4 separate regions of the Homo sapiens genome follow, and all the other regions are linked to region 1. A link is an interaction called in ENCODE POLR2A ChIA-PET data of the cell type or tissue named here. Cell type or tissue: A673. All regions are shown on one strand.

What was found. ChIA-PET counts read pairs that join two places held together with the same protein. Peaks named below come from ENCODE experiments on the same cell type or tissue, not always from the same donor. Only the 100,000 strongest peaks of a DNase experiment are listed, where the experiment ranks them.
Region 2: POLR2A ChIA-PET joins it to region 1 with 13 read pairs; 11 of 35 experiments call an interaction of 5 or more read pairs at or near these places.
Region 3: POLR2A ChIA-PET joins it to region 1 with 20 read pairs; 4 of 35 experiments call an interaction of 5 or more read pairs at or near these places.
Region 4: POLR2A ChIA-PET joins it to region 1 with 36 read pairs; 3 of 35 experiments call an interaction of 5 or more read pairs at or near these places.

Annotation. Positions count from the first base shown.
Region 1 is chr11:69,618,703-69,626,702 of GRCh38, forward strand. No RefSeq gene overlaps it. Among named protein-coding and RNA genes, the nearest start is that of CCND1, 18 kb to the right of the region's middle. In A673, no CTCF peak of the experiment used is centred here; DNase peaks (open chromatin) are centred at 2,389, 2,969, 3,599 and 6,359; H3K27ac peaks cover 7,858 bases.
Region 2 is chr11:69,127,046-69,135,045 of GRCh38, forward strand. No RefSeq gene overlaps it. Among named protein-coding and RNA genes, the nearest start is that of SMIM38, 25 kb to the right of the region's middle. In A673, a CTCF peak has its summit at 4,668; DNase peaks (open chromatin) are centred at 3,766, 3,876, 4,436 and 4,716; H3K27ac peaks cover 3,560 bases.
Region 3 is chr11:69,313,597-69,321,596 of GRCh38, forward strand. No RefSeq gene overlaps it. Among named protein-coding and RNA genes, the nearest start is that of MYEOV, 23 kb to the left of the region's middle. RefSeq lists an enhancer at 7,028-7,894. In A673, no CTCF peak of the experiment used is centred here; DNase peaks (open chromatin) are centred at 3,589, 4,055 and 4,625; H3K27ac peaks cover 6,645 bases.
Region 4 is chr11:69,201,682-69,209,681 of GRCh38, forward strand. No RefSeq gene overlaps it. Among named protein-coding and RNA genes, the nearest start is that of SMIM38, 50 kb to the left of the region's middle. RefSeq lists enhancers at 5,390-5,890, 5,891-6,391, 6,773-7,274, 7,275-7,774. In A673, no CTCF peak of the experiment used is centred here; DNase peaks (open chromatin) are centred at 4,740 and 5,080; H3K27ac peaks cover 4,529 bases.

The DNA.
Region 1 (8,000 bases):
GGAGGAACACCGCAAGGGTCTTTCCCACTCTTGGAATGTCCCCTCTTTTAAATAGAGCCTCCATCTTGTCTGCCAGGTCTGGCCACATTTAGTTAGGCCACTCCTTCCCAGGCCCTGTTGCAAACCCTAGAGCTTCCTCTAACCCTTGAGAAATTTCAACCCTTTTCTAAAAGTGGAGTGTCTGTTTTGTTTGTTTGTTTGTTTGTTTGAGACACAGTCTCGCTTTGTCACCAGGCTGGAGTACAGTGGCATGATCTCGGCTCACTGCAACCTCCGCCTCCCAAGTTCAAGAGATTCTCCTGCCTCAGCCTCCCAAGTAGCTGGGACTACAGGTGAGCACCACCACGTCCGGCTAATTTTTGTATTTTTAGTAGAGACGGGGTTTCACCATGTTGGCCAAGATGGTCTCAATCTCTTGACCTCATGATCCGCCCACATCAGCCTCCCAAAGTGCTGGGATTATAGGTGTGAGCCACCACGCCCAGCCAAGAAAAGTGTCTTAACCCTTCCCTGGGGCCAGAGCAGCTTGGTCCTCTTATCTCTCTTATCTCAAGGTATCACTTGCCCTCTGGAAGGAGAAGTAGGAAACAGAAAAAAAAAAAAATAGCTCTCGTTTTCTTTGGATTCTTCTAGAACAGCAAAGAACACAGAATATTATCACAGTATATTAACCTTCTACACATGTTTATCAACTTAGTTCAAACCATGAAAAATTAGTATCCTTCAAGGAACAAATAATCCTTCCACTAAATCAACTATTAGAAATATATATAAAATGGGGGACACAATGGGAGTATGACACGATTAGAGTTTTGAATCAAACTAAGAACAGCGAAGCTTTAAAGATTAGTCATGAACATGGACCTTGGCTATCCTAACACAAATAAGAAAACTAGCCAAATCCAGAGAAGTCTGGGGTTTAATGAACAGTGCATTAGTCCATTCTCACACTGCTATGAAGAAATACCAAAGAGTGGGTCATTTATAAAGAAAAGAGGTTTAATTGACTCACAGTTCTGCATGGCTGGGGAGGCCTAAGGAAACTTACAATCATGGCAAAAGAAACCTCTTCACAGGGCAGCAGGAGAGAGAATGAGTGCTGAGTGGAAGAAGAAATCCCTGATAAAACCATCAGATCTCACAAGAAGTCACTCGCTCTCATGAGAACAGCATGGTGGAAACCACCTCTATGATCCAATTATCTCCACCTGGCCCCACCCTTGACATGTGGAGATTATTACAATTCAAGGTGAGAGTTGGGTGGGGGCACAGAGCTAAACTATATCAAACAGTAATATATCAGTGTTGGTTTCTTAGCTTTGGCAAATGTACTGTGGTTATGTGAGATGTTAACAATAGGAGAAACCAGGTGAGAGGTATATGGGAACTCTGTACTATCAAAAATTATTCCAGAATTGGCTGGGCATGGCGGCTCACACCTGTAATCCCAGCACTTTCAGAGGCCGAGGCGGGCAGATCACCTGAGGTCAGGAGTTCAAGACCAGCCTGACCAACATGGTGAAACCTCGTCTCTACTAAAAATACAAAAATTAGCTGGGTGCAGTGGCACATGCCTGTAATCCCAGTTAGTTGGGAGGCTGAGGCAGGATACTCTCTTGAACCTGGGAGGTGGAGGTTGCAGTGAGCCGAGATCACACCATTGCACCCTAGCCTGGGCCCTGGGCGACAAGCGAGATTCTGTCTCAAAAAAATAAAAATTATTTCAGAATAAAAGGTTTATCTTAAAATTCCAAATACAAGCAGAGACTCTTGCCAGTTAAAAAAAAAAAAAAAAGGGTCTATAGCAACCAAGAAGAGTTTATCCCAAGACTATATCGGTGGCATTCAAGCAGGAAAATGATTTACATGATTTATCATATTAGCATGAGAAATAGCAAGGTCCATTTAATTATCTCAATAAATATCAAGGAGGCATTTGAAAAAAAGTCACTACAAATTTGTGGGACAGGTTTTATTCTAAATATGATAAAGATTATGGAATTTTATTTTTTATTTTTTGAGACAGGGTCTTGCTCTGTCACTCAGGCTGGAGTGCAGTGGCACAATCTTGGCTCACTGCAGCCTCTACCTCCCCAGGCTCAGGCAATCTTCCCACCTCAAGTCTCATGAGTAGCTGGGACTACAGGTGCACTCTACCACAGTCGGCTAAGTGTTTGCATTTTGTGTAGAGACAGGTTTTTGCCATGTTGCCCAAGCTGTTCTTAAACTCCTGGGCTTAAGCAATCCTCCCTCCTCAGCCTGCTAAAATGCTGAGATTACAGGCATGAGCCACTGCACCTGGCCAAGATTATGGATTTAAAACCAAAAGCCACCAGGCACAGTGGTGTGTGCCTGTAGTCCCAGCTACTCAGAAGGCTGAGGCAGGGAGATGAACTAAGCTTAGGAATTCAAGGCTGCACAGTGAGCTATGATCATGCATGTAGACAGCTACTGCAGTCCAGCCTGGGCAGCATAGCAAAACCCTAGCTCTTTAAAAAAAAAAAAAAAGGCCAATTATTGCTTAAGGAATAGAAAGTCATTAGCACTAAAAATCTGGACATGCTCTCGCTTGTCTGGTTACCACTCCTATTTTAATATAAAACTAAATTAAAACTAGAAACACTGGCAAAAGCTATCAATAAGAAAAAGAAATAACATGTAAATATAAGAATAGAAGACATTAAAATGTGAATTGTCTTTTAGCCATGATTATAAACCTAGGAAAGCAACCAAAAGTACCAGTAAATTACTTCCAGAAGATACATAAGAAGACATTTAATCAAGTGCATCTTACATGAATATAATGCAACTAGAAAATGCATGTAAAATAAAAGAGAATTCAAGAGCAATTTAAAAATCAAATAATTGTATATCCATTTAATTGGCGACATAAGATGCTTACCCAAAGGGCATTGTGAGACCCTAATAGGAGAAATAAAGGAAGATAAATAAAAAACAGAATTTTTCCCGCTCCTGTTAGGAAGAAGCAGCATAATAAAGATGAAAAATTTATCCCTGCCAGCTGGCAAGAGACAACTCTTAAATATTCAGAAAATTTGCCAGCCATTTGTTAAGTCATGTATAGCTTGAAAGTGGCCACAGTGGCCAGGCACAGTGGCTCACGCCTGTAATCCCAGCACTTTGGGAGGCCGAGGCGGGCAGATCACGAGGTCAAGAGATGGAGACCATCCTGGCCAACATGGTGAAACTCTGTCTCTACTAAGGTACAAAAATTAGCTGGGCGTGGTGGCGTGTGCCTGTAGTCCCAGCTACTTGGGAGACTGAGGCAGGAGAATCCCTTGAACCCGGAAGGTGGAGGTTGCAGTGAGCCCAGATTGCGCCACTGCACTCCAGCCTGGCAGCAGAGCGAGACTCCATAAAAAAGAAAGGGAAGGAAGGAAGGAAGGAGGGAGGGAGGGAGGGAGGGAGGGAGGAAGGAAGGAAGGAAGGACGGAAGGAAGGAAGGAAGGAAGGAAGGAAGGAAGGAAGGAAGGAAGGAAGGAAGGAAGGAAAGTGGCCACAGTGTGGGTATTTCCATCAAGCAGTCAACAAATGCACCAATCAGGGCTTTTCTTTCCAGAGAGCTGTTTTTCCTACACACCATTTAGTAAAGGCCAAATGATTTTTCACTGTTACTTTTAGGAATGTAATGAATTGATTGAGAAATCCCCAAATTCCTCTTTTTATTTACTCATTTACTTATTTAGGTTTTGAGACAAGGTCCCACTCTGTCGCCCAGGCAGGAGTGCAGTGGCATGATCATGGCTCACCTCCAACGCTCAAGTGATCCTCCTACTCTCAGCCTCCCGAGTGACTGGGACCACAGGCACGCACCACTATGCCTGGCTAATTTTTTGACTTTTTGTAGAGACAAGGTCTCACCATGTTGCCCGGGCTGGTCTCAAACTCCTGGGCTCAAGTGATCCTCCCACCTCAGCCTCCCAAAGCGCTGGGATCACAGATGTGAGCCACAGCGCCCGGCCCACTATATTATTTTACATTTTTACTTAAAATTGTTCTAGCTTTATTGAGGTATCATTGACATGAAGCTAATTAACATATCCATCCCCTCACAGAGTTAACCATTTTGTCTTTTGCGGTGAGAACATTTAAGATCTCTCTTAGCAATTGTCAAGTATGTGATACATTATTACTAACTCTAGTCACCATGTGGTACAAGAGAGATCCAGAATTTACTCATCCTGGGGAAAAAATTTAATTTGTTATATTTAAACATTGAGAGAAGTCTGAAAAGATCTACAAAAAATATTACCGATACTGTCTGAGTAGCGAGATTTCAGGTGCTTTTTTCCATTTATTTATTTATTTATTTATTTATTTATTTATTTATTTATTCATTTATTCATTTTTGAGACAGAGTCTCGCTCTTGTCACCCAGGCTGGAATGCAATGACATGATCTTGGCTCACTGCAACCTCTGCCTTCTGGGCTCCAGCAATTCCCTGCCTCAGCCTCCTGAGTAACTGGGACTACAGGTGCCGGCCACCAAGCCCAGCTATTTTTTGTAATTTTAGTAGAGTTGGGGTTTCACTATGTTGGCCAGGCTGGTCTCAAACTCCTGACTTCAGGTGATCTGCCCGCCTCAGCCTCCCAAAGTGCTGGGATTACAGGCGTGAACCACCACACCTGGACCCCTTATTTTTAATTATTTTTATTTTTTCTATAATAAACATGTATTATTTGTGTGATGAGAAAACATTCTTTTTATTTTTTTTATTTATTTTAACAAGCTAGAAGAAAATAAAATCACATTTTTTGCCCATCTGTGTAAAGGAAACAAACTCTGACTAAAGAAACGGAAACATCTTATTAGAGACAAGATGGGGGTCTGTTGAGCATCTTTAAAAAGTTGTGAACTCCTAGGGCCGGGCGCAGTGGCTCACATCTATAATCCCTGCATTTTGGGAGGCTGAGGCAGGCCGATAACTTAAGGTCAGGAGTTCAACACCAGTCTGCCCAACATGGTGAAACCCCCATCTCTACTAAAAATACAAAAATTAGCTGGGCATGGTGGCAGGTACCCGTAATCCAAGCTACTCTGGAGGCTGAAGCAGGAGAATCGCTTGAAACCAGGAGGCGGAGGTTGCAGTGAGCCGAGACCGGGCCACTGCACTCCAGCCTGGGGTGACAGAGCAAGACTCTGTCTCAAAAAAAAAAAAAAGAAAAGAAAAGTTGTGAACTCCTTACAGAATCATAGGCACAATAAAACACAATTAGAACAACAGCATTGGAAAATGTGTAATAAATGTAAGTAAAAAGGTAACTGTCCAGATATATGAAGTATTGCTGTGAAATATGCAAGCTCAAGATCCAGTTTCAAGTTAATGAGTGATCAGAGAAGAAAAAAATGCAATTTATACACCAGGAAAAATTTGGACAACAAAGCATCCCATGAAAAAAATGCAGAGCGTCACTAGCAATTCAAGAAAATACAACTCAAAACAATACGAAAATCGTTAGACACCTGCGAACCAGCTGAAGGAAGCAAAACCTGTGTTGTGAGGACTAAAGGGAAACAGGTTTCCACATTGTTTGAGGTGCCTGCTATAATTTGGTTTTGTTTCTCGAGAATATTCTGACAGCCCTTCTTGGCTCTTGAGGAAAAAAAAAGACAAACTATTTATACCTTTTTGTATCACTTTGGAAAATATGTTCTGGGCAGCATCTTCCAAGTAATATTTCTGGAATACTTCCAAAGGATGTTGATAGATATTATATAGAAAGAGTATTGTGATTGCAAACACAGATATTTCTATATTTCAGGACTTGTCAGTGCCTTTTACCTGCTAATGTGCATTGTGGATCTCCAAAACTATGTACCATTTACTCAATTAATTTGACCCCAGAATCTTTGTCATGGTAACTTTATTAACAGCTCACAGAGCATTAGGCTGCTGGCAATCAGACTGAGAATAAGAAAAGTATTTGGGGTTTTGTTTGTTTGTTTTTGAGACTGAGTCTCGCTCTGTCGCCAGGCTGGAGTGCAGTGGCATGATCTCAGCTCACTGCAACCTCTGCCACCCGGGTTCAAGCGATTCCCCTGCCTCAGCCTCCCGAGTAGCTGGGATTACAGGCGTGCACCACTACGCCAGGCTAATTTATTTTTATTTTTTGTATTTTAGTAGAGACGGGGTTTCATCATGTTGGCCAGGATGGTCTCCATCTCCTGACCTCGTGATCCACCCACCTTGGTCTCCCAAAGTGCCGGGATTATAGGCGTGAGCCACCATGCCCAGCCGAGAAAGGCATTTTGTATTAAGATGTTATTGGTATAAGTAAAATCTCTGAAACAACCTGGATTTTTGCCAGCCGAGGAAAGTTTATCCAATTCATCTGCATTTAGTAACAGTCCTTTGAGTGTAAGTTCTCTCTTGTTTGACAGTTAGATAAGCAGGCTTTGTAGACTTCTTACTTAAGTCACTGAGCAGAGAGTTGAACAGTAACAGAGAGCCCTGTGGCTTGTCACTAGAGACCCATTTCCTTGGCGGCCACTGCTCAATGGTCCCTGTTTAATTGGGAAAACCCACCGAACTCCATTATCATCTAGCCCAGAGATGCTATCAAGAATCACATGCCCGAAGTCAAACCGGAAAGTATATTTAGTGCTGGATGTTTGTGTATCTTTGCTAACCTTTAGAAAGAGGAAGAAGCTGGAGCTTGGTTTCCCATCAATGGTATCAGCTCAGCTAACTGACCCCTGCTTCGATCTTAAAGTTAGGACAAGGAATTTGCGCTGTATAAACTCCTTCATGTCTTATTCATTCTTACATTCTGTTGGTTTGGTTGCCTTCAATTTCCTAGGACGCATTTCTGTTTCAAAGTTTCCAGTCTCCTCCCAGCCAAATGGAGGGGCAGCAGGAATTCAGCCCATATTGGTCACAACGGGTTGGGAGGAGTTGAACCAAAGAAATATCGTATAAAATCAGAGCCTCAAAGACTCCACGGACACCAACGTGTAGCATACGCTCGCAAAGACACTGTGCTGAATGCGAGCCCAGGTGTACCCTGCAGGAGCAGAGAGGGGGTAGGAAGCCTCGGCTGTGGATATTATTTATCCCTCCCCTACCCCACCCCACTACTCCATCCCTCCCTCCCTCACGCTATCCTGCTTCCACCCCACCCCTCCTGATTTTCCACATTTCTCTCTCTCTCTCTCTCACACACACACACACGTGCACACACACAGACACACACACACAGAGTTTGTCTTCTCAGTAGCCTTCTGATCTCGGTGATTTAGGAATCCAGAAAAATGCACAAAAGCAGTCATTAGCCAAAAAGAACCCATGTGTTCCTGGTAACATTCAAATGACCCTGGTACTCAGGAAGGTTTCTTGGGGCCATCACCCTACCTGGAATGGCCATCACTCTTCAAGCCCAAAACATGTTTTTAAACACTTCTGTCCATTCATTCCTTCATTCCTTGGTCCAACACATCTGTGCAAAGCTCCTACAGTGGACAGTACCCCAGGACACACGTGGTTTCCCTCCTGCCTCAAAACATTTATAGTCTAGGGCAAGCCTGTCCAACCCACGGCCCACAGGCCTCATGCGGCCCAGGATGGCTTTGAATGTGACCCAACACAAATTCGTAAACTTTCTTCAAACACTATGAGATTTTGGGGGGATTTTTTTAGCTTATCAGCTATGTTAATGTTAGTGCATTTTATATGTGACCCAAGACAATTCTTCTTCCAAAGAGGCCCAGGGAAGCCAAAGAATGGGACACCCCTGGTCTAGGGCATGGATAATATCAAACACTGATATCTAGCAAATATGAAACTCAATAGCAGGGTGCATTTAGAACTAGAAGATAGCCGGGTGCGGTGGCTCATGCCTGTAATCCCAGCACTTTGGGAGGCCAAGGCAGGTGGATCACCTGAGGTCAGGAGTTCGAGACCAGCCTGGCCAACCTGGTGAAACCCTATCTCTACTAAAAACACAAAAATCAGCTGGGTGCGGTGGCAGGTGCCTATAAT
Region 2 (8,000 bases), 490 kb before region 1:
AATCGCTCAGCCCCAGGCCCTCCTAGCAGCTTAGTCCCTACAGATTGACGGAGGCCTTGCACACATTTCCCAGAGGCCGTGCTGGGAAGCCCGCCCAGCCGGATCCCGGCGCTTGGAAAAGCCCACTCTGTGTCTTGGCACTCGGGCCTTACAGCTGCCGGGGACTGGCTGCGTGAGGTCCTGGGGCTGGCGTGGCTGCGGCCGGGTGGGTGGGTGGGGGGGGGGTGTGCCGAGGGGCATGCATCCATCACTGCCAGCAGCTTGCGTGGGCCCTGCCAAGTCGTGGGGGAACCGAGCCCAGGTGCCAACGTGCTTGGTAACTGGCTTGCTATTTGAAAAATTAAAGCGGTGTCAAGAATATCTAACCTTTGCATTCATATCAGGAGTCTGGAGCCGGGCGGGTGGCAGCCAGAGTGGGGCTGTTTGTGCAGGGCGGCCAGTGGGAAGGCACCCTCGGAAGGAGCAGATTACAGCAAAGAACATTATCCACCCAGCACCCAGGAGGAGGCACAGGTGATAACTGGGGAGGGGGAGCAGAAAGCACAGGCGAGCTGACCTCTCTCTAGCTGCTGGGACCCCTGCAGGAAGGCAGCCTGGTGCGCACCTACTGTGTGCCGGGAGAATGTGCCAGGTGCTGGGGTGGATGGAGATGGGGTGGCACCTCCAGGACACACTGCGCCTGGGCCCATGATACTTGCAGGGACCCACAGTGATGTTTTAATGTCTTTTAAAATCAAAAGAAAGAAATGAACTTTTAGGTTGAAGAAATGATGGTTAATAATGTCCCCACATATGACCTAAAGTGATCTACAGATTCAGTGCAATCCCTATCAAAATAGCAATGACATTCTTCACAGAAATAGAAAAAAAACAATCCTGAAAGTCATATGGAACCACAAAACACCCCAATAGCCAAAGCAATCTGGTGCTAAAAGAACAAAACTGGAGGCATCACACTACCTGACTTCAAAATATACTACAAAGCTATAGTAACCAAAACAGCATGGTACTGGCTAAAAACAGACACATAGACACATGGACCACAATAGAGGGTCCAGATGCAAATCCATGCATTAATAGCCACTTGATTTTCAACAAAGGCACCAAGAACATGTGTTGGGGAAAGGACAGTTTCTAATAAATGGTGCTGGAAAAACTGGATATTCACATGCAAAAGAATGAAGTTGGACCCATACCTTACACGATACACACAAAAAGCTCAAAATGGATTAAAGACTTATTATGAAACTACTAGAAGAAAGCATAGGGGAAACACTTCAGGCTATTGGTCTGGGCAAAGATTTTATGGCTGAGATTTCAAAAGCCCTGGCAACAAAAGCATATAAAGAACTTGAACAACTCAACAGCAAAAAATCCAAATAAGATTTAAAAATGGGCAAGTATTCTAAATAGACATTTCTCAAAAGAAGACATACAAAGGGCCAACAAGTATATGAAAAAAATGCTCAACATCACTGATCATCAGAGAAATGTAAATTAAAACCACAATGAGGGCTGGGCGTGGTGGCTTACACCTGTAATCCCAGTACTTTGGGAGGCCGAGGCGAGTGGATCACTTGAGGTCAGGAGTTTGAGACCAGCCTGGCCAACATGGTGAAACCTGTCTCTACTAAAAATACACAAAATAGCTGGGCATTGTCATGCATGCCTGTAATTCCAGCTGAGGTGGAAGGATTGCTTGAACCCAGGAGGTGGAGGTTGCAGTGAGTGGAGATCGTGGCAGTGCACTCCAGCCTGGGTGACAGAGCGAGACTTCATCACAAAAACAAAAACAAAAACAAAAAACAGAAAACAAAACCACAGTGAGATATCTCATCCCACTTAAAATAGAAATAAAATTATCAAAAAGACAAAAACAACCAAACAACAAATGCTGGTGAGGATACAGGGAAAAGTAACTCTTATACACTCTTAGTGGGAATTTAGAATAGTGCAGCCATTATGGACAACAGTATGGAAATTCCTCCAAAAATTAAAAGCAGAACTACCATATGACCCAGCAATTCTGCTAGTGGGTATGTATACAAAGACTAGGAGATCAGCATGTGAAAGAGACATCTGCACCCACATTCTCACTGTAGTGGTAGTCACAATAGCTAAGAGATGGAATCAACCTATGTGCCCATCAATGGATGAATGCATAAAGAAAATGAAGTGCAAATACATAATGGAATACTATACGGCCATAAAAAAGAATGCAATTCTGTCATTTGAGGAAAAGTGGATGAGCCTGGGGACCAGGGAATGGGAAGGGTGACGGGGAGAGGGGAATAGGGAGAGATTGGTAAATGGGTACAAAATTACAGTTGGGCAGAAGGAATGAGCTCTAGTGTTCTATGGCACAGTAGGGGGACTACAGTTAATAATTTATTATATATTTCAAAATAGCTAGAAGAGAAGAATCAGAATGTTCCCAACGTAAAGAAGAGATACATGTTTGCGGCGATGGACATACCAGTCACCTGCTGTGATCGTTACTTGTTGAAATGGGATCATATACATGTATTGAAATATCACATGTGCCCTATGAATATGTACGTTATTATGTGTTAACTAAAAAAAAAATCCCCACAAAATTCACATCCACTTGGAGCCTCAGAATATGACCTTCTTTGGAGATAGGGTCTTTGCAGATGTAGTCAAGTGAAGAGGGGGTAGTTCTGGAGCAGGGTGGGCCCTGACCCCATGGCTGGTATCCTCATAAGAAGAAGAGATCCAGAGACACAGGCCGGGAAGACCATGTGCCGATGGAAGCAGAGGTTGGGGGGATGCGGCCATAAGCCAGGGAACGCCAGGAACCAGCAGAAGCTGGCAGGGGCAAGGAAGGACCCTCCCTGAGAGCCTTCAGCGGACCCAGCCCAGCCGACACCTTGAGTTTGGATTTCTGCCTCCAGAGCTGTGAGAGAATAATTCCCACAATTCTGAGCCACCTGTGGTAATTGGTTATGGCGGGCCCAGGAAATAATACAATGTATAATATTGATCTGTCTCTACTCCGGCATAGTTAGATCAATAGAATTCTTTGCAGGGTGCAGTGGCTTATACCTGCAGTCTCAGCACTTTGGGAGGGCTAGGCAGGTGGATCACATGTGGCCAGGAGTTTGAGACCAGCCTGGGCAGCATAGTGAGACCATCTCTCTACAAAAAATACAAAAATTAGCCAGGTGTGGTGGTGTATGCCTGTGGTCCTGGCTACTAGGGAGGCTGAGATGGGAGAATTGCTTGAACCCTGGGAGGTTCAAGGCCGCAGTGAGCTGAGATTGTGCTGCTGCACTCCAGCCTGGATGACAGAGTAAGACCCTGTCTCAATAATAATAATAATAATAATAAAATAATTTTTTTAAATGGAAGAAGGAATCTAAGTGTTCCTTCAAGGTGATGAACCTTGCCATTCCTGGGTGGGGGCCTTGATGGCGTGATGAGAGTGGGTGTGGGGGTTTGCTAGGTAGGTGGAATCTGCATGTGCAGGGAGGCGGGCCAGGGAAAGAGATGGAGCACTGGAATCAGAATCTTACGTTCCAGTCCTGGCTCTGCCATGTCTGGCTGTGTGGCCTTGAGAGGGAACATGACTTCCATAAGCCTCAGCGGCCGCCTCTGTTAACTCAGGCTCCCCACTGTAGAGGATGCTCCCAGGGAGTCGGGGAGGAAGTGCTATCCGATCCCAGGAAATGCAGCTTGCAGAAGCCCAGGAAATGCAGCTTGCAGAAGCTCAGGAAATGCAGCTTGCAGAAGCCCAGGAAATGCAGCTTGCAGAAGCCCAGGAAATGCAGCTTGCAGAAGCCCAGGAAATGCAGCTTGCAGAAGCTCAGTGGGGGGCCTCGAGGGCTGGCCGGTTCTACTGCCTGCTCAGGGATCGGGGCACCTCATAAATAAGGATATCTGTCTTCTGGAGTTTTCCATCCATGTTTCAAAAGAGCCGAGCCCTCCTTCCTTCAGAGGGTGTCCTCCCCAGCATTGTGTTCCCCTGTGACCGTGTTTCGATGTATTTTATCTATTCCTGACTTTGGAGGCCTGGTGATGTCAGAGGCCTGTTGGCTTGTGGTCCCTGCCGGCTCTTGTCCTGGAGGTCCTCTTAGCATCGTGCTGGTCCTAAACAGAGGCTCAGAAGGCTGTCCCCAACCTCTGCTGTCCCGGAGCCCCTTCCCTCTGGGTGTCTGTGCATCTAGGCCAGGCCTTGCTCGAGGAGGGTGCAGGCAGCCTGGCAGGGGAGCCTCTAGGCATGAGCTGGCCAAGGTCCCTGGCACTGTCCGAGCTGCCCAGGGGTGGCCCGGAAAGGTTCCCAGACTGCGATATCTCGATGGGCCACCGTGTCTTAGCATGGGCCGCCTGGTTTTCCACAGAAGATGTCTGGCCAATCCTAGAGCCACCAAATTTCCAGGCAGTGGGCTGTCCCATGTTCCCAAGAACAACCCTGGGCTGGCTGCCACACGGCTACTAGCTGTGTGTCAGGCCTACGTAGATGTACTTTGCATACACTATCTCCATTAGAGACTGGGGTGTAGATAGGATTGCAATCCACAATTCCCAGATGAGGAAACTGAGGCACAGAGAAGCTGGTAGGTGGCCCAGCCATGATGGGAAGCTAGGGTGGGAAGCGCTGAGGGAGCAGCTCTCCTCCTCAGGTATTCAGACCTGCCTAATGGTGCAAATGCCTCAGCCACATTCCTGCCTCTAGGTGGGGCATCTTGCACGTGTGTTCCCGAGGGCTTTGCCTGCTGGCTGGGAATTCCTGGGCTAAAGAGCTGAGCACTTGCATTTTCTGACTCCCATAACTGTTGGTCAGAACCGAGGTGGGGTGTAGAGGTCCTGAAGCCAGCCCAGAAAGGTCTGGTTTCTGACCCACCCACCAGCTGTTGCCTTTCCCTGCAGACCGGGAAACGCGGTGTGGACTCTCACTGCTTCTCCGGCTTGGAAACGGCGTTCCTGTCTTTGCCTTCTCCCTGGGGCTGGAATCCCTCCTGGACAGGCCTAAGGCATGTCATGGGTCCCCCTCCCTCCCTGCTGTAACCCCAGAGCCCCCATGGGGAACCCGCAGCTTCCATCATCCTCAGGGGCCCAGTGTCCCAGGAGGGGACTGTGGAGAGGTGTTTGTACTCCTGGGTGTGTCTGGGCTGCCACTTGCCCAGGGTCTGGGAGGTGACCTTGTGCCAGATGGGGCTGGAAGCTCCCTGAGGGTAGGGGCGGGGCTTACCCTGGTGCACCTGTGTTGCACGTGGCCTCGGATCTCGTTCCTGTCATGTCTTGGGGTCTTTTCTATTCCCAAGGTTGTCGTAGGAAGGCGTTTGCTGACAAATGAGACCTGGCTCCCTCCAGATTCTGATTCTGTCCCTCTCTTCGTGAGCCTGGATGGGTCGGGCCCCCTGAAGCCTCATGCTTTCCTCCGGAAAACGGGAGGAGGAGGCTGGCTTGCTGATCCCCAAGGTCTCTCTCAGGACAGCCTTAGTGGTTTGGGGGGTGATGCTGCAGTCAGGCCTGGGTGGAAGTCCCAACTCCATTCCAGCCTCCCTGGGTGGCACTGGGTGACCTGGCACCTCCAGACCTCCGTTTACTCATCTGTAAAATGGAGAGAACCCAGGGCCCCCTGGGTACCTGACCACAGGGAATGCAGCTCCTTGGTTGTTCAGCACCATTTCTGCCACGTAAAGAGTGTTGCTCCTCTTCCTTCAATGTCATTACTTTCAATGATGAGGAGAGTGAAGTGATTTTTTTTTTTTTTGGGTGGAGTGTTATTGAGCCATAATTAGCACACAGCAAAAGTGGCTCTTTTTACAGTTTGGTGACTTCTGACAAAGACACAATCGTGCAACGACCACTGTAGTCCAGGCATAGTACAGCGCTGTCTCCCAGAAGTCCCTCAATGCTGCCCCTTGGCCGTCAACGCCTGCCCCCACCCCAGCCCCTAGAAACCAATGACCTGGTTTTTATTCCTGTGGTTTTCCAGCATGTCATAGAAATGGAAGTGTGCATTGTGCAGCTCTCTGCCTGTGACTCTATCACTTGCCATATGCATTTGAGATTCACCCATGTTGTTGTGTGTATCTGTAGATAGTTCCTTTTTACTGTTGAATATTGTGTGACCATTGCACGAAGGCTGGGTTGTATGAATATGCCACAGCTTGCTTTCCCACATACCAGTTAATGGACATTTGAGTTGTTTCCACTTGTGGCTGCTATGAATAAAGCTGCTGCAAACATTTGTATCCGGGTCTTTGGGTGCACATATGTTTTCTTCTGGGCACATGCCAGAAGTGGGATTATCACTGGATTGTATGTTAAGTGTACATTTAACTGTATAAGAAACTGCCAAACTCTTTCCTGACATGGCTGCATCGTGTTACGTTCCCAACAGCAAGGTATGAGAGTTCCAGTTGCTCCACATCTTTGTCAACACTTGGTATTGTCAGTTTTAAATTTTAGCCACTTTAGTAAGTGTATGGTGGTTTTAATTTGCCTTTCCTGACTCTCTAATGTTGTTGAACATCTTTTCAGTTTGCCATCCAGTTGCTTATTTGCTGTCTGTTTTCATCTTTGGTGAAGTGTCAGTTCAAATTTTGTGTATTTAAAAAATAGGCGTTGTTTTTCTTATGACTGAGTTGTAAGAGTTCTTCTATGTTCTAGATGAGAGATATTTATAATGTACACAATTTGGAAATATTGTCTCGTAGCCTGTGGCTTGTCTTTTCATTTTATTAGCAGTGTCTTTTGAGGAGAAATTTCTGTTTTGATGAGGTCTAATTTATGATTTTGTTCTTTTATACTTTGTGCTTTTTGAGTCCTACCTAAGAATTCATGCCTGTCTCAAAGTTGCAGAACTTCTGCTCTGTTTTCTTCCAGGCTTGTAGTTGTAGGTTTTACATTTAGGTCTGTGACCCTTTGGTGTGAATTCACTTTTGTCTACAGTGCCCTGCAGTGCCCACGTCCTGTGGCCACCAGCAGCTGGCCAGGCTTTCCCTGTCACAGTTGCCTTTGTCCACCTGGGCAGCTGGCTTGGCCAAGTCTTCTTTGCCACCTGTGAACAACAGATGTGAAGCTGTTGGGCCACCCTGCGGGTTTTGGTGCTGGTGTCAGCCTTTGCCCAACTGTTTGTCCTCAGAACTGCAGGGTGACTGTATTAGTTCATTTGCACATTGCTATAAGGAAATACCTGAGATTGGGTAATTTATAAAGAAAAGAGGTTTAACTTGCTCACCATTCCACAGGCTGTACAGGAAGCATGGCTGGGGAGGCCTCAGGAAACTTACAATCATGGCAGAAGGCGAAGGGGAAGCAGACATGTCTTACATGGCTGGAGAAAGGGGAAGAGAAAACAGAGGGAAGAGCCACACACTTTTAAACAACTGGATCTCACTCATAGTGAGAACTCACTCACTATGACCAGAAAAGCAAGGAGGAAATCCACCCCCATGACCCAGTCACCTCCCACCAGGCCTTTCTTTTTCTTTTTCTTTCTTTTTTTTTTTTTTTTTTTTTTTTTGAGACAGAGTTTCGCTCTGTTGCCCAGGCTGGAGTGCAGTGGTGCAATCTTGGCTCACTGCAACCTCCGCCTCCTGGGTTCAAGTGATTCTCCTGCCTTAGCCTCTTGAGTAGCTGTGACTACAGGCACGTGCCACCACACCTGGCTAATTTTTTGTACTTTTAGTAGGGATGGGGTTTTGCTGTGTTAGCCAGGATGGCCTCGATCTTCTGACCTCCTGATCTGCCCACCTCAGCCTCCCAAAGTGCTGGGGTTACAGGTGTGAGCCACCACGCCTGGCCTCACCAGGCCTTTCTTTCAGCACTGGGAATTATAATTCAACATGAGATTTGGATGGGAATACAGAGCCAAACCATATCAGTGACCTTGTCTAGGGGACCCCAAGGCTGGATCCTGCCCACTGCTTAGAAAATGCAGTTGCTGGATGAGCCACCACTGCTGTCCTTTCCAGCCCCGGGCAGCTGCTGCTTGCCTGTGACCCAGGAGTTCTCCTCCTCCTCTCTGT
Region 3 (8,000 bases), 310 kb before region 1:
CAGCTCTGGTACAGTCAAGAAGCTGTCTTCATATGGGCCACACTGAGGCACCACAAAACCAACAACTTCAGAGAGATGGTAGGGCTTCTATATGCCACCTACCCACCCATCCACCCATTCACCCACTCATCCACCCACACATCCATCCATCCATCCATCCATCCACCCATCCACCCATCCATCCATCCATCCATCCATCCATCCATCCATCCATCCATTCATCCATCCATCCATCCATCCATCCATCCATCCATCCATCCATTCATCCATCCATTCGTCCATCCACGCATCCATTCATCCATCCATCCATCCATCCATTCATCCATCCATCCCCCCCATCCATCTAACCACTCATTCACACACACACACATATCCATCCATCCATCCATCCATCCACCCATCCATCCATCCACCCATCCATCCATCCACTCATTCGCCCATCCATCCACCCACCCATCCACCCATTGGTCCATCCATCCACCCATCCATCCATCCATCCATCCATCCACCCACCCTTCGGACTCATCCACTCATCCATCCACCCCTCCTTGTACCCATCCATCTACTAGTACATCTATCCATCCATCCATCCATCCATCCATCCATCCATCCATTCATCCATTCACCCATCCATCCACTAATTCATCCATCCATCCATCCATCCATTCATCCACTCAACCATCCATCCTTCCATCCATCCAACATTCATACAAGACTTGCACTAGGGCACATCTTCTACTGGCCTCCAAAGACCCAGAAAATAATCAAATTGTCCCTGCCCTGTTGGGCATATATAGACACTTCCAGTGTGTATATATGAGCAGTGGAGGCAGGGGAGACAGAAGACAAATAAATCCCCCTGATAGGTCAGGAAACTTCTATAACTAAGAAGATGTAAACCCACCCACTCACCCTAAGCCTCAATTTCTCATCTGAAAAGTGGGGATAAGGTAGTGCAATGGTGAACTGCTATAGTGTTAGATGAGATGATAGACACAAGGTATTTGTTACTGTGCCTGGCATGGAAGGTGCTAAGTAACTGTTATGATTATTTTTAGCATCACCATTTCCATCATTATTCTCTCTGTCTGAAGAGAATAGGAGGATGAGAGTGGGCAGTTTAGGAAAGCCTTCTCAAGTGGGGTCATTTGGACTGGGTGTTGAAGGATGAGTAGGAGTTCATTGGGTACTAGTATTGTGCTTCCCCACTAGCAGCCCACATTCATACTACACTCATCCCTGCCTTTGCATCATACTTCTCACCCTTACTCCTCCTCCCCAAGGCCCCCTTCCTTTAGGTCCACCTCTAACCCTAACTCCTCCAGGAAGACTTCTTGCCTACCCCAGGCATTATCTTGCTCCTTCCTCTTGTCTTGTGGCACAAAGATCACACCACACATCAGGCCCTCAGAACTTCATTCTGAATTTTGAAATGCTTCAGCTGACTCTTCAGGATGGGGCAGAGTCTTCTCCTCAAATCCCTTATATCTGGAGCCTCAGAGCTGGATAAATTTGTTGACTCTGCCCCAGGGGACAGCCAACAGTGACCAGGGCACAGAAGAAAGAGGTGAAGGTCTAAATCTAAGTCCCAAGAAGGTGTAGACCTATCTACAAACAGGAGCAGCCTCCTAGGACTTTGCCTGCATCTGCCTACAAGGTTAATGCAGTTCCTACCTGGAGCAGCTCACAGTATAAGGAACAGAGGGAAGAGGAGGACAAGGCTGGGAGTTTCTCTAGCATAGATTTCATGTCCTGGTTAAACTTGGGTCTTCAGCACCAAGCACAGAGTGGGGGCTAAGAATCATTGGATGGATGGGTATGTAGGTGTATGTGTATGGTTAGAAGGATGCATGGAAGGATAAGTACATGGATGGATATATGGATGGATGGATGGATAATGGTTGGATAAATGGATGATGGATAACTGAATAGGTGGGTGGATGGGTGATGGATGGACAGTTGGATGTGTGGATGATGGACAGATGATTAGATGAATAAGTGGAAAGTTAAACAATACAACTAGAATCTTTAGATTCTGATTAAACCATAGAAGCAGGAACTTTGAGACTGTATAGATCAACCCAAATTAATTTACCTGATCAGTGCTTCTGAGTGTCTCTTTTTGCCAGATATTGTATGAGGTGCTGGGGATACCACAGGGAACAAGATACAATCCATGACCTCATGGAGCTTGGCATCTAGTTGAGAAGCTAGGAAATATGCAAATAAAGCCCAAACAAAATGTTTTAAAGGTGATGACTGCCTGAAGCTTACTGGGGGGCACTTTAGTTAGGGGCATCAGGGAGAGTTGATGAGAGGATAAGATTGGAACTGAGGACTGAATGGCAAGAGTCAGCTGTATGAAGATCTGGGGAAGACATGAGAACAGTAAGTGCACTGGTCCTGAGGCAGGAGCAAAGTTGGACTTGTTCAATAATGTAAAAAGATTTGAGTACTTGGAGTGGAATAAGAGAGGGAGCTGTGGCCTGAAATAGCAATAGAGAAACAGGACAGGGCAGATCACACTGGACTTTGTAGGCCATGGCCAGAGGCATGGATTTTGTTCTGTGTAGGTTGGAAGGCACAGGAGGGTGTTAAACAGGAGGAGGAATGGTCTGAGTTCTGTAAAGGATCACTGTGGCTACTCCATGGGGCTATACAGAAAGGCACGTGAGGGGAAAGCAGGAAGGCAGTGAGAGGGCATCACCATGGACCAGGCTAGAGAGGGAGGTAGTGCAGCTGGGGAGATGGGGCAGGTTCAGGACATGTTTGAAGGCACAGACAACAGAGTTGATTTATGATTTGGCTGTTGGGGAGAAGGATGCTTCCCAGCCGTTTCACCTCAGCAACTGGACTGGCCTAACCCTAACCGTAACCCTAACCCTAGCTGCCACCCACCCCCTACTCCTCTGCTGAGACTCACTGGAGCCTTGACCTCCCAGGTTCAAATGATCCTACCACCAATTGCTATGGTGATAGAGTTGTTGTTTCTGATGATGGTGGCTGTGGTAGTGGTTTATTTCCTCCATCAGCAGGCTCTTCCACCATGACAATGAGCCATTTCCAGCCATTTTCAGGGACTCTGGAAGAAATTGGCTTGAAGAACAGCTGGACACACATCCAGTCTCAGAGCCTAGAGGTGAAGCACACGGACTCTGGAGTCAGAGAGACCTATGTTTGAATCCTGGTCCTACCACTTTCTCTCTCATCCTTATGTTAGTCACTTGACTTCTTTAGGTCTCTGTGTTGTCACCTGGAAAATGGAACTTTCCACCTCCTCGGGATGTTATGATGATAGATGTAACAAGCTCAGCACAGTGCCTGTACAGGTGAGAGCTCAGATAAAGACTCTGCTGTTAACAATTACCTCTCCTCTGATGGGGAGTTTATCACCCCATCTCAGCAGCCCTGCTCCTGTTCCTAGTTCCAACAGGCCCTGGGAACTGGGTTGCCAAGACCAGCTCCTGACAGCTGCCACCCACCCCCTACACTCCTCTGCTGAGGTTCCGGAGCCTAGGGGCATGGGGCATTGCGAAGGCCTCACTGGGTTTAGAATCGAGCAAGATTATAGAGCACATTTTGCAAGAGTGGGAGGAGGTGGAAGTAGCCCAATTCATAGTAGCTTTCCCAACCCGTGGCTCTAATTGGCAGAGAACATCCCCTAAGGCACCTCTATGCTCCATGAGGAGCTTGTAATTAATAGGTGGGGATCCTGAGGGGCAAGGTTGACAAGGCTATGCTTGGGGGATGGAGCCCTCTGAGGGACGGGATTGAAAGGGTGTTTGCAGTCACATAGCCTGTCTAGGGATCAGTGTTTGTTTGTTTGTTTGTTTGGTTGGTTGGTTGGTTTTACCTCCCCAGTGGGGCATAGGCTGAAGTAAGGATCACACCAGTGTCCACAGGCTTCCTGCATGAGTTCCTCCATCCTTACCTCTGTACTGATGACTTGCAGACCTCTCTCCCAGCCTGGCCTCCCTCCTGAATTTCAGAGTCATGTCTCCCAGTGTATGTGTTAATGTCTCTGTTTGGATACCCTACAGACATCATGGTGTGTTTCAAACTAAGGAATTCATTATCTCATTCAGTGACTTTTTCATTTCAGTTGTTATTTTCAGTTCTAGAATTTCCATTTGGTTCTTTTGATTGTAGTTTTTGTTTCTCTGCTTAGAGTCCTTATCTGCTCCCTTATGACAATCATATTTTCCATTAATTTGTCAAGCATATTTTTCTCTAACTTTTTTGGACATATTTATTATTGCTGCTTTGAATGATTTTTCTGCCAAATCTGTTATTCGGGCTATGTCAGGATTGGTTTCTACGGATGGTTTTTGGTTTTCCTTTTGCCTATGAGTCATGTTTTCCTGTTTCTTTGTGTGTTTGATAATTGTTGGATTATATTTTGGACCTTGTGGGTGATAAGTTGCAGAAACTCTGGATTCTGATATCCTGCTCTGAAAAGGGTTGATTTTTATTCCAGGAGGCATTTCAATTACTGGTGGATTACTTGAGTGTGTGTAGTCTTGGTCTTATTATTTGTTATGGCTGATCTGTGGGAAGCCTAATGTGTTTCCCAAATTTCTCTCAACTTGGTGAGCATCCAGCTCCAATATGCAAATCTTTTTGAGGCTTAGTTCTAAAGGCTTTGTTAGAGAAGATCTACAGCAGGCTTTACTCAAGGATGTGGACCTTATTACTAAGATGAGGCTTTTCTGGCCTTGCAGATAGATGCCTGCTGTGTTAATGAGTTCTCTGTACTCTGGTTAGGAAAGAACTCCAAAGTCCCCGAGCACTGCTTGACATCTGGAATCTCTGTTTCACTCTCAACGTTATAGGAGTCATTCTTCATTAAGCCTGAGGTGGTCTCACCAGCAGGCAGGGCCCCTCAGCTGGACTTCTTCCTCCTTCCCCTATGCAGCTCCCTCTTCTCCAAGGCCCTGCCTTGAAGATTCTAGGTGCTTCAGTGATACAGGTTGAATGTTTGTACCCTACTAATCTCATGCTGAAAGGTAATCCCCAGTGTTTGAGGTGGGGCCTGGTGGGAGGTGTTTGGATCATGGGGGTGGATCCTTCATGAATGACTTAGTGCCATCCCCTTAGTGATGAGTGAGTTCATGTGAGATCTTGTTTAAAAGTGTGTGGCACCTGCCCCTTCTCTCTCTTGCTTCTGCTCTTGCATGTGACATACCTGTTCCCACTTCACCTTCCACCATGACTGGAAGCTTCCTGAGGCCCTCACCAGAAGCACATGCCAGCACTACACTTCCTGTACACCCAGCAGAACAGTGAGCCAATTAAACCTCTTTTCTTTATAAATTACCCACTCTCGGGTATTCCTTTATAGTAAAGCAATGGACCAACACATTCAGCTATTCCAGACTCTAGTCTCTGTCCGCTCTGAACACAGTGTGAGGGCCATTGTATTCAATGTGGATCCCAGCTCACTGCACCCTGATTGTGAATTTGTCCCCAAGCACAGATCCAGGGAGATCATGGGGCTCATCTCATATTTTTTTCTTCTTCTTTTGGGGATTGAAAGCTTGTTCTGTCAGGGATACAATGTTGGCCTTCTGTATTCTGTCCAGTCTTCTGATTGCTTATAGCTTAAGTTACTATGCCATGACCAGACATGAGCAATGCATATCTTTACCCAAAACCTTCCTCTCTCATATTCTTCATTCACTCATTTCTCCAAAATAGAATCTTTGCCACCGCCCTCTCTATCACTCCCTATGGGCGATTCATCAGCAAAATTGGCTCCTTTGACATTTCACTGGAGCCCTTGAGTCTGTCAAACTTTCCTTCTCTCCTCCCCTTGCCCAGGTCCAGGTCACTGCCTGTCTTCACTAGGACCAACCAACTGCCTCCTCGCTGGCCGCCAGCCTCCAGTCTTGCTCTGTTCTGGTCCATTCCCCACCCAGCAGCCAGAGGCCCCCTTTAAACCTACAGATCTGATGTTGGCTGTGCCTTACATAAAGCCCTGAAGTTGTAGTCTTGGCTGGCAAAATTCTTGAAATCTGCAACCCCCACCTAGCTCTGTCCCCCTTTTATTGTCACTTCCCCACATTCCTGCCACATGGATCTATTTGCAACTCCTAGATGCCATCAGACCACCTGTTGTCTGGGAGCCCTTGCTCCAAGTGTGACTGCTGTCCCTGGATATTCTGTCTAGCAAGGTTTCCAGTGTAGTCCATTGTCACCCACACTGGGTGGCCTTCAAGGCCGAGTGAGGCCTTTCTCTATGTGCAGGCACAGTGCCTGTGTTTCCTCCCTCAGCAGGCTCTGAGCTCCGCTAAAGCAGAAAGGGAGGTGGGTTCACCGCACTTCCCAGAGCCTGGAGGACACGCTCCCTTACTGTCTGACGAGGGAGTCAATGTCAAAGGCTACAGAGGGGCAGGAAGGCGGAGGTGTTTGTGCACCACGATGCTGGACGTGGAGCCTGGGGACTTCCCAACATGGATGCAAGCTCTGCAGAGGGAAGGGGTGCTCTACAGGCTGACCACTGGCAACGACTCTGGGCGTTCTGCTGGCACCCACAGGGACAGTGGTGGTGAGTTCTGCTCCTTGCAAGAAGGCAGTGAGCACAGCCCAGGATGAAGGGGTGCGTGTAGATGGGGCCATGTGCACGTTGGTCCCCAGAGATACTTCCAGGGCCACCTGCAACCCCCTGAGGACCCCCAGACCTGCTGGAAGACCTGAGATTGGAAGGATTTCATGCTCCCCCTGGCCGCTGCCTCCTGTCTCCCCCACTTTGGCCACCTATCACCCCATCCAGTGGTACCCTCCTTTGGTGGGTAACTCCAGCAGAGACCTCAACTTTCTATGCTTTTCAACCTCCGGCCTCAGGGCGCGTTGCAGGAGTCCCCAAACCAAGGGCGTTTCTCCTTCTCGCCACCAACTTCCCACCCCTGGGAAAGTCCACATTCCTGAGCCAGACATTCACCCGGGGGAATCATTACCCAGTGCCCTGTGTGCAGATGCCAGGGCAGCGGGTGTCCTTCCTCCCCAGGGCTGCATCCTTCCCCTGCAGACTGCACAGGGTGCCCCCAGCCTGCCTCCCCAAAAGTCTTAGGTAACTGTTGGGTCTCTCACTCTAACACCCACATAAGTTGGGTCTGGATAAACCACAATGCGGGATCCTTCAGGGGATGGAGACAGTAGCTGAGGAAAAGAAAGAGAAGTGGGACTCAGGAGAGTGGTAGGGAGACACAGGCCATGAGTGAGGCAGGGAGAGAGTGAGAGGTGTGGACGGACCCTCTGTCAATCCCAGAGGTAACGCTGACCACCCCCAGGGCAGGGCAGGAGCCAAGAGACAAGAAGAGAGGAACCCGGGGAGCGTTTCAGCCCAAGCTGAGGAGGCCCCAAGAGTCCCTGCACCCCAGGAGTTCTGTGGGTGTCCAGGGCAAGAACCCCTGTGCCGGAAATGCCTTCTTTTGCCCCTCCAGGCCTGCCCTCTGCTCTGCTCTCTGCTTCAGGGGCTAAGCCCGATGGACTCATTCCTCAGCTCCCATGCCCTCTGGCTTCCTTTTGGGAGTGCCCCAGCTGTAGGTGAAAGGGAGAGGGGAGGGTGAAGTCAGAATATTCATGTCACAGCATCGAAAGCTTTGGGGTCACTTTGGGCAGGCTGTGTCCCTAGACTGAAGGTCTTAAGCTTCTCCCAAGGCAGGCCCCTCTCCAACATTCCCTCCTTTCCAGGTTCTGGCATGGCTTATGCCTTCCCTTAAACCTTCAGCCTCAGGGTGGCCGCAGCCCTGGGGCATGGACTGTGGTGCACTGCCTGCCCCTATGGTTTCCCTGTACCCAGTAGTTTTCCCAACTTGAGTCATTCTTTCCTAGTGGAAACCTGACACTTCCCCATTCTGTGGCAGCCTAGGAGGGTGGTCTGTACCCCAGAGAGGCCTCTAGCTGTGATGTGCCACTGCCTCCCTATGCAGGAGGCTTTGATGGGGTACACTCTAAACACCCCCAGGACGACCCAGGCATCCTCCTGGAAAGCTGGGTGC
Region 4 (8,000 bases), 420 kb before region 1:
AAGACCTCACAACTTGGGCCTTTTCTACTGTCCACTCATCTGCAGGCTGTGTCCTTCCTCAGCCTGCTGGCTCTGGGATCTGGGAATGTGCCTTGGTCGGCTGGGTCTTTGAGACTGTTCTAGGCCCTAGGGGAGAAGCAGACACAGTCTCTGCCCTTGTCCTGCAAAGGGGAAGGGAACATGGAGGGCAGAAGTGGCTCCTCTAGGTGGCAGGGAAGGTGGTAGGGGAGTCCAGAGGAGGCCCATGTCCTGCTCTCAGGGGCCAGGGAATGCTTCCCGGGAGAATGATGTCCAAAGCCAGGCTGCAGGTTGAGCCAGCGTGAGGCAGGTGAGAGAGGCCTGGAGAAGTCCCTAGCTGTAGAGAAGGTGCCCGCAGCCCTGAGGGAGCCAGGGGTTACCTGGGGGGAGGTCTGAGGCTCACCAAGGTTGGGTGCTTGCTGTCACCTGCTTCATTGCGGAGCCATACATGGAGCTGCGGAGTTCAAGGTTGGCTTCTCAGACACCTAAGGCAGCCTCACAGCTGAGCCAGTCTGGGGAGGAGGACCACCTAGGGGCCTGGCAGGTGGTCCAAGTGGCTCCTCAACTGGAACTATGCCCTGCCTTGCCCTGGTTCCCTGTGCTGGGGTGACTCTGTGCTCAAGCCTATGATAATCGTCTCTCTGCCTGCCTCTGGTGTCCCTGGTCCTCCTTGTACTGCAGGAGCTTGTGCAGGGCAGGGTGAGTGGCGGGGACTTGACTCTCACAGTCCCTAGCTCTACTGGCTCTGAGATTTCAGCCAACCTCCCCTCCATGAGCTGCGCTGTCCTCATCTGTAAAGTGGGGGGATTGGCAGAAAGCCACGGACAGTTTCCCACAGTGCCCTGCCCATCAAGCAGGCCATATTCAGACAGTGCTGTCATTTCACCGAATGGAGGACTCCCTCTCACCCCCTCTGGCTGGCATTTCACCAAACCGAGGGTTCCCTCTCACCCCCTCTGGCTGGCATTTCACTGAGCAGGGGGCCCCCTCTCACCCTCAGGCAGACCTGTCATTGCACCCAGCCTTTCTCTCTCCTGATGTGCAACACCAGGCTGGGCCGGCGCTGACCACCCTGGACATGGCAGTGTGGACGGTAACAGAGCCGGTGACCCGCCCTCCGTCGGGGCGCCTTCCCTGGCGGCTCTTGCTCCTGCCGTCTTGAGTTCAACCTCCCAAGAGGGGCTCTGGTGGGTCCAGGTAGTTCTTCTCCCCGCTGTGTGTGGCTTTTGCTCCTGATGGTTTCAGGCTGTCGGTGCCCCGGGGGTTGGTGTTTTCCCCCCAGCTCCTGGTCTCTAAGCTGAACTAGGTCCAGGCTCTGTGAACACTGCCCAGTCCCTGTGGCAGCTCCATCAGGGGCCTCTGAGCGTGGCAGGCACCCATGCACTGTGGGCGTTTTCTTTGAGATGCTGCCTGCCCGTTGCGAGCTGCTGGCCTAAGCTCCTCACTGAGACTGCCTGGCATTCGGAGGACGACCACAGGGGTGTGAGCTGCCCCGGGGTGCATTCGCGTCAAAGAGGTTGAGGTGGAACCAGCTGCGACCCTCAGCAGCAGCAAGTGGCCACTTTGGGGACCCTGTGGGTTTTGAGTCAGAGGAAAACAGAGTTTAAGCCTTTTCCCATTTGTCCTGAGAGTACTCACCAGGGGCTTGCGACTGCAGTGTTTACCCCGAGATAACTCCGCCACGAAATAGCTCGATTTTATTATTATTTTTGCATCGCTCTAGTATATTGACTTTGGAAACAAAAGACGTCATATCCTACTCATAGCATTCTGTTTCTAGTAGCGGCATTTCCATTTACAAAATAGAGTCATTCTCGATCGCTGAAAATGTCACATCCTAGAAAACACAGAATTCCTACGCGTGGTTGTTCTCGGATGTTTGTTGGCCAAAGATTGATTTGACGAATCCGTTTTTTCCAAAATAGACGATTCTGATGATTCACGCGAGTCTGATGTTAGTTCTGTTTAGAAATGACTCCAAGAACAGTTTTTATGTTTTATTTTCTCATTGAAAAGCAGTCAGATTTGCTTCAGCCTCAAGAAGTGTGTTTATGTAAAATTAAATGAGTGCTGGCTTCGAGCCGCACTTTTTTTTCCCCCTAAACAAGAAAAGGGTTAAAACTGGAAGAACCTTAGAAATGACCCCTCAATGCACAGATGCTGACACAGAGGCCCAGAAAGAAGGGTGTTTTTGGGGTCCCTGGGAAGCTGGGGCTCTGCTGCCCTCAGGACATGGAGCGGGAATACTCAGCCCAGGGCACCCTGGCCTTTTCTCTCTGGGCTCCCGGGTGAGTGTTCAGGACAGCAGCCAGGTCATGACTGATGATTTTCTAGGGACCTCTACTTTGCTCATTTAGAATCACTGTGACCCTATGGGGTGGGGGGCACCGGAGATGTTTGTTCCGTTTTACAGTCAGTAAAACTGAGGCCCAGAAGGAGCCAGGATGTGCTCGAGGTTGCACCTGAGGCCAGGGCACAGCAGTGTCCAGGGTTCTTTTAGAAACGTTGCCCTTGGTCTGAGTCCTAGGCGCGTGGGTCCAAAGGGATCTCAGGTGGGAGGATGGTGCTGGGGGGTGGGGCCCACCCAGCACCTCTCAGGGAGGCCCGGACTCATGGCTGCCCGGGGCTGGGTGGAGGAGCTCTGTTCCTCTGGGTCTGTGCAGGCAGGAGCAGAGGTCATCTCCTCCCTGAGTGAACAGGCCTTGACGGTTGTGTCATGGGGCCCCGTTGGGGGGACACTGTTTAATCTGACTGGCATGAGTAGATTTCAACGGGTCCAAGTCTGACTGCTGTGGGGTGCCTGGGAGCGGGGCTGGGTGTGCACGGCGGAGGCCCCAGATACCATCCTGCCTGGAGATGCAAGGTGGGAAGGTGTGGCAGAGTCCTCATGGCCTTGGCGGGCTCGGGTGGCAGGGGGGACCTCCATCTCCACCCTGCTCTGTTTGACCTGGGCTGCTTACTGGAGGGTGGAGGGAGAGCAGCAGGGCCTTGGAGGGACTTAGTGAATGACCAGCAGAAGGAGTGGCTTCCGATGGCACAGGCGTCCAGGGCAGATGGTTCCGGCCCGCTTACGGTGGGTGAGACACGCAGAGGAAATACCCTCAGAGCTAAACCCTGGCTCCTGGGTCAGCCACGGAGTTTCTTCAAGCCCCAGCTTCTGTATCTGGAAAGGGGGTGAGGAGATGACCTTTCTTGAGTAAGTCAGTGCTGGAGAAGCTGTTCGTGTTCGCTGAGGGTCAGCTTTTGTCGGCGCAAGAATCAGACCTGGCCATGTTGCGGGGCACTCACTCAGCCAGTCTGGTTGGGAAACCTGCCTTGACCTTGGCTGGAGCGAACCCCTCTCCCAGACAGTGATTCATCGGGGGATGTGGTGTTGAGGAAGGGGTGGTGAACACGTGCTATTGAAGGGACGCTGTTTTTCTCCCCCCGCCCCCGGGGTTTCGTCACTGGCCTGGGAAAAGGCTGAATTTGGAGCCCTGTGGGCCGTGCACTTGGTGAGGACTGGTGGGTGGGGTGTGTCCCGGCTGCCAAGGGAGGAAGGCACACCGTCCTCTTTTCCTCTTTTCCTGAGGCCTCGTGGTGGTCATGACAGTAGCAGGGCCGATGACAGCTCACACGGCCAGCAGTGTGGGCTCCTCACTCAAAGCTCAAACATGAGGCACAGGCGAGCTTGGTCACCTGGCAACTTGCTCAGGGTCACATGTCTGCTCAGCCATGGCCGGGACTCCAATCTGCCTCGCGTCCTCTCCTGCTCCTTCTGGGCCACGCTGCGCAGGGAGAAGGACCCCGGCTGGGTGGAAGCCCTTGGACTCCCTGCCTCAGTTTACCCATCATGTCTTTTGACCTAACCATAGCGACCTTTGGCGCTTATGTATAAAGCTCGCTCTCTTGGCTGCGTCACCAGGCCTGGGTTCCAGAGAGCCCTCCCTCCCCATGGGCCCAAGGAAGGGCCTGGAGTGAGGTGGCCAGCCGCAGCTTGGCTGGGATGGTATGGTGGTCCATAAGGCCTCGTGGGCTGTCCAGCTCCAGCCAGCCAGCCTCGGTGAAGCCAGCCGACTTGGCGGCAGTCTCCAGCACTTTGAGACGTTTGTCCCCCTCCTGCCCCCGTCCAGCTATGACAAGTGGGCTTTCAGTAGATATGACAGCCTCTGGTGGGGGGTCCCTGGCCCCTGTCCATGTCTCTACACTTGACTTGCTCGGAGTTCACTGGCCCGAAATAATGTTCCCAATGCAAGTCGGCGGACGGAACATTCGGAGTGGACGGTTTGCTTCCCCCCCACTTTTTAATACATTAAACATGCGTTACTGGAGTTCTACCCGATTCCTCTGACAGCTGTGAAAAAATAAAGAAAATTCAGTTTGAACTTAAAAAGCTCGGGCTTAATTTATGTCCCGCACCTTTGTCTGCTGGGTCCTTTTTCCTCTTCCGATGGAAAGGCCCCAGGGAGCGGGCGACAGAGGCTCGGCCACCCCACGTGGCCCCTCAGTGCCCGGGCCTTAATAGGGGCGCCCAGTGGCCAACACGGAGGGGAGTTTTCAGATGGAAATCGGACAAAACAATGCAATCATCTGTCTCGCAATCTGTTTTGAAGGGGAAAGAAAGAGCGGGCAGAGAGGAGAGAGTCGTTTTCTACTAGGGGAGGCTTCATTCAGAGAGTTTTATAGGAGAAGACAGATGTCATGAATACTGATGTGGAGAGCCTGGGTCTGGCAGAGTTTTTTTAATTTTCTGAGTTGTAAAGACAAAGTGTTTTAATAACACAGGGAAACACATGTTGATGGGTGGGTCTTTAGCTCATTCTGATTTCTCTAACTCCCTCTCTTTCTCCTCCTTTCTTTCCGTCTTTCTGCCTGCCTGCCTGCCTGCCTGCCTGCCTGCCTGCCTTCCTTCCTTCCTTCCTTCCTTCCTTCCTTCCTTCCTTCCTTCCTTCCTTCCTTCCTTCCTTCCTCCCTCCCTCCCTCCCTCCCTCCCTCCCTTCCTTCCTTTTTTTGAGACAGGGTCTCGCTCTGTGGTCCAGGCTGGAGTGCAGGGGTGCAATCTCTGTTCACTGCAACCTCTGCCTCCTGGGTTCCAGCGATTCTCTTGCCACAGCCTCCTGAGTAGCTGGGACCACAGGCGCCCATCGTCACGCCCAGCTAATTTTTTTGTAGTTTTAGTAGAGATGGAGTTTTGCCATTTTGCCCAGGCCGGTAACAAACTCCTGGCCTCAAGTGATCCACACACCTCGGCCTCCCAAAGTGTTGAGATTACAGGTGTGAGTCACCATGCCCGGCCTCTCCTTTTTTCTTCTTCTTTCTTTCCTTTCTCCTCCTTTTCCTTTTATCACCCTGTCTCCCTCTGTCTGTCTCTTTCTCCCTGTTTCTTCTCTTGGCCTGTTATGGGGTTCGGGAGCCACACAAAACATTTCCTTCTGTGCCCTTTCACGGCCCACCTTCCTGGTTGAGAGAAGGAATCTGCTCTTCTGAAGCACTGTGCTTCCATCTGAATGGCACAGCATTTCCGAGTTTGGGGACAGAATGTATTGAGCTAAAAGAGGTGTTTGCTCATGCACTCACTCTACAATGGGGGCGGGAAAAACAGGTGAATCAAGTGTGGGGCCTGCCTGTCCGTCAGGAGCTGCTGGTCAGACAAATATGAACGTGGACACAACCTGCTGGGAGGCGTCTCTGCTTTTGGCTCTCTGGGCAGTGGGGCACGTGTGCCCATAAGGCAGGTGCTGTCCCTGGTCTTGGAACTTCTTATGAAACCAGCCTGCCCGGCACCTCCTGCCATCCCTGTGAGGTGATGGGACAGGTGCTAAGCCTGCCCTTGGACAGATAAGAAAACTGCAGCCCCAGGCACAGAGGCACAAGCTGAGAGGTGACGTCAGGACTGAACTGTGAGCCTGGGAGTCCAAATCTAGGCTCACCCAGTCTTTCTGGCTCCAGTGAGGGCCCGCCACTGTCATCCGACGGATGGCATGTGTGATTTTTGGCACACGCCTGTGCAGGTGACTCCCACAGGTGCCCCGGAGGGAGGCGCTGCTGTGATGTTCATGCTACATGCAGGAAACAGAGAGGTTGAGTGACTTGCCCACAGCCCCACAGCTCCTACCTAGTGAAGCCTGGTTTGAGGCCACACCTGCCTTACTAGTTTTATTATTTATTTATTTTTTGAGACTGAGTTTCACTCTGCTGCCCAGGCTGGAGTGCAGTGGCGCAGTCTCGGCTCACTGCAGCCTCCGCCTCCGGGGTTCAAGAGATTCTGCTGCCTCAGCCTCCAGAGTAGCTGGGACTACAGGCGCCAGCCACCACACCCAGCTAATTTTTTGTGTTTTTAATAGAGACGGGGTTTCACCATGTTGACCAGGCTGGTCTTGAACTCCTGACCTCTGGTGATCTGCCTGCCTTGGCCTCCCAAAGTGCTAAGATTACCTGTGTGGGCCATCATGACCAGCCACTATTATTTTTTAAATTGTGGTAAAATATAACATAATATTTATCATTCTAGCCAGTTGTGAGTGTACAACTCTGTGGCATTTCATCCATTCATGATGAGGTATAGCCACTGCTGCTCCCTATACCCAAACATTTCCAGAGTCCTCAGCAAAACCTGGGTACCCATTAAACAGCAACTCCTCCCAGCCCCTGGTAACCTCTGTTCTTCTTTCTGTGTCTGTGGATTTGACTTCTCTGGGCACCTCATGTGAGCGGAATTGTACGGCATGTGTGTCTTCATGTCTGGCTTATCTCACCCAGCAAATGTCGTCTAGCTTCATCTGTGTTGTAGTGTGTGTCTGAGCTTCCTTCCTTCTTAAGGCTCAATACTATTCCAATGTGTGAAGAGACCACATTTCGTTTATCTGTTCATCTGTTTGGTGACTGAGCTCCCTCCATGCTCTCCAACAATAATCATGCTCCTCCACAGACAGGTGTCTTGGCTGATGGTGTCAGAGACCCCCTGGCAAGCCGCTGCTATGGGAGGGGTCTTCTCCCTCTCATGCCACCCAAGGAGACTCTGTGGGGTCCCTGCAGACCCCGCAGCATGGTCAGGGGCTCTGACTGGAGGCTGTTCCCTCCAACAGGACTCAGCAGTCAGGGTCTCCCAGGGAACCCCTGTATGCAGACTCTGGGAAGACAGGTGGATCAGGTGTGGGGACTGTCTGTCCCTCAGGAGCTGCTGGTTGAATGAATGCGACTGTCTCCTGCTGGGACACGCCTCTGCCTCAGGCTCTGGGCAGTGGGGGACGTGTGCCCCTAAAGAAGGTACAACCCCCGGTCTTGGTGCCTGGAGTCATAAGATCCATAGACACAGGGCAAGAGGGGCTTCCTGGGCACCCGCCGTGTGCAGGCTCTGCGTGAGGCACAGGGTTCGGGACTCAGTGGTGAATAAACTGCCATCCCCTTGTGGGGAAGAAGGGCAGGTGCACCTAGCTTACGCGTTCACTTGACAAGCAAGTATTGAGTGCCTTCTGTATACAGGTCTGCAGCTGGTGCTGGGGGCCGGCCTTTGGATCTGGTGTCCACCCCCTGACCTGGGCCCAGGCCCTCCCCATCGTCCTCTGCCGTAGGAGGTATCAGAGAGCAAGTACCTTCCTTAGTCACACCCATCACGTACATAGTGGATGTGCCTCTTTTTCGGGGCAGGGGGTAATCTTAATCACCAAGCAATTACTAAATGCCGACCATGTTCTCAGGCTTGGCAGAGGTGGGTGCTTGTTACCCCAAGGGACAACCACTTCCCTCCATGCTCCCCACCCCACCCAAGACCCTTCTCCACTCCACTCCTGACTGCCGCCTCCCACCTCTGCCCTGGGTCGCTGTCTTTATTGTCTTCCTCAACATCTTCCATGGGAAAGGCCAATGGCTTGAAACAGGATTGACGAGACACCCGGGGCCTGCTCCACACCCGTGGGCTCCTGGGCGTGCACCCAAGAGCCTCCACCCCTGAATGGCTGGCATCCAGGTGGGCTTCCCATAAGGAGCCCCCTTCTGCGGGCCTG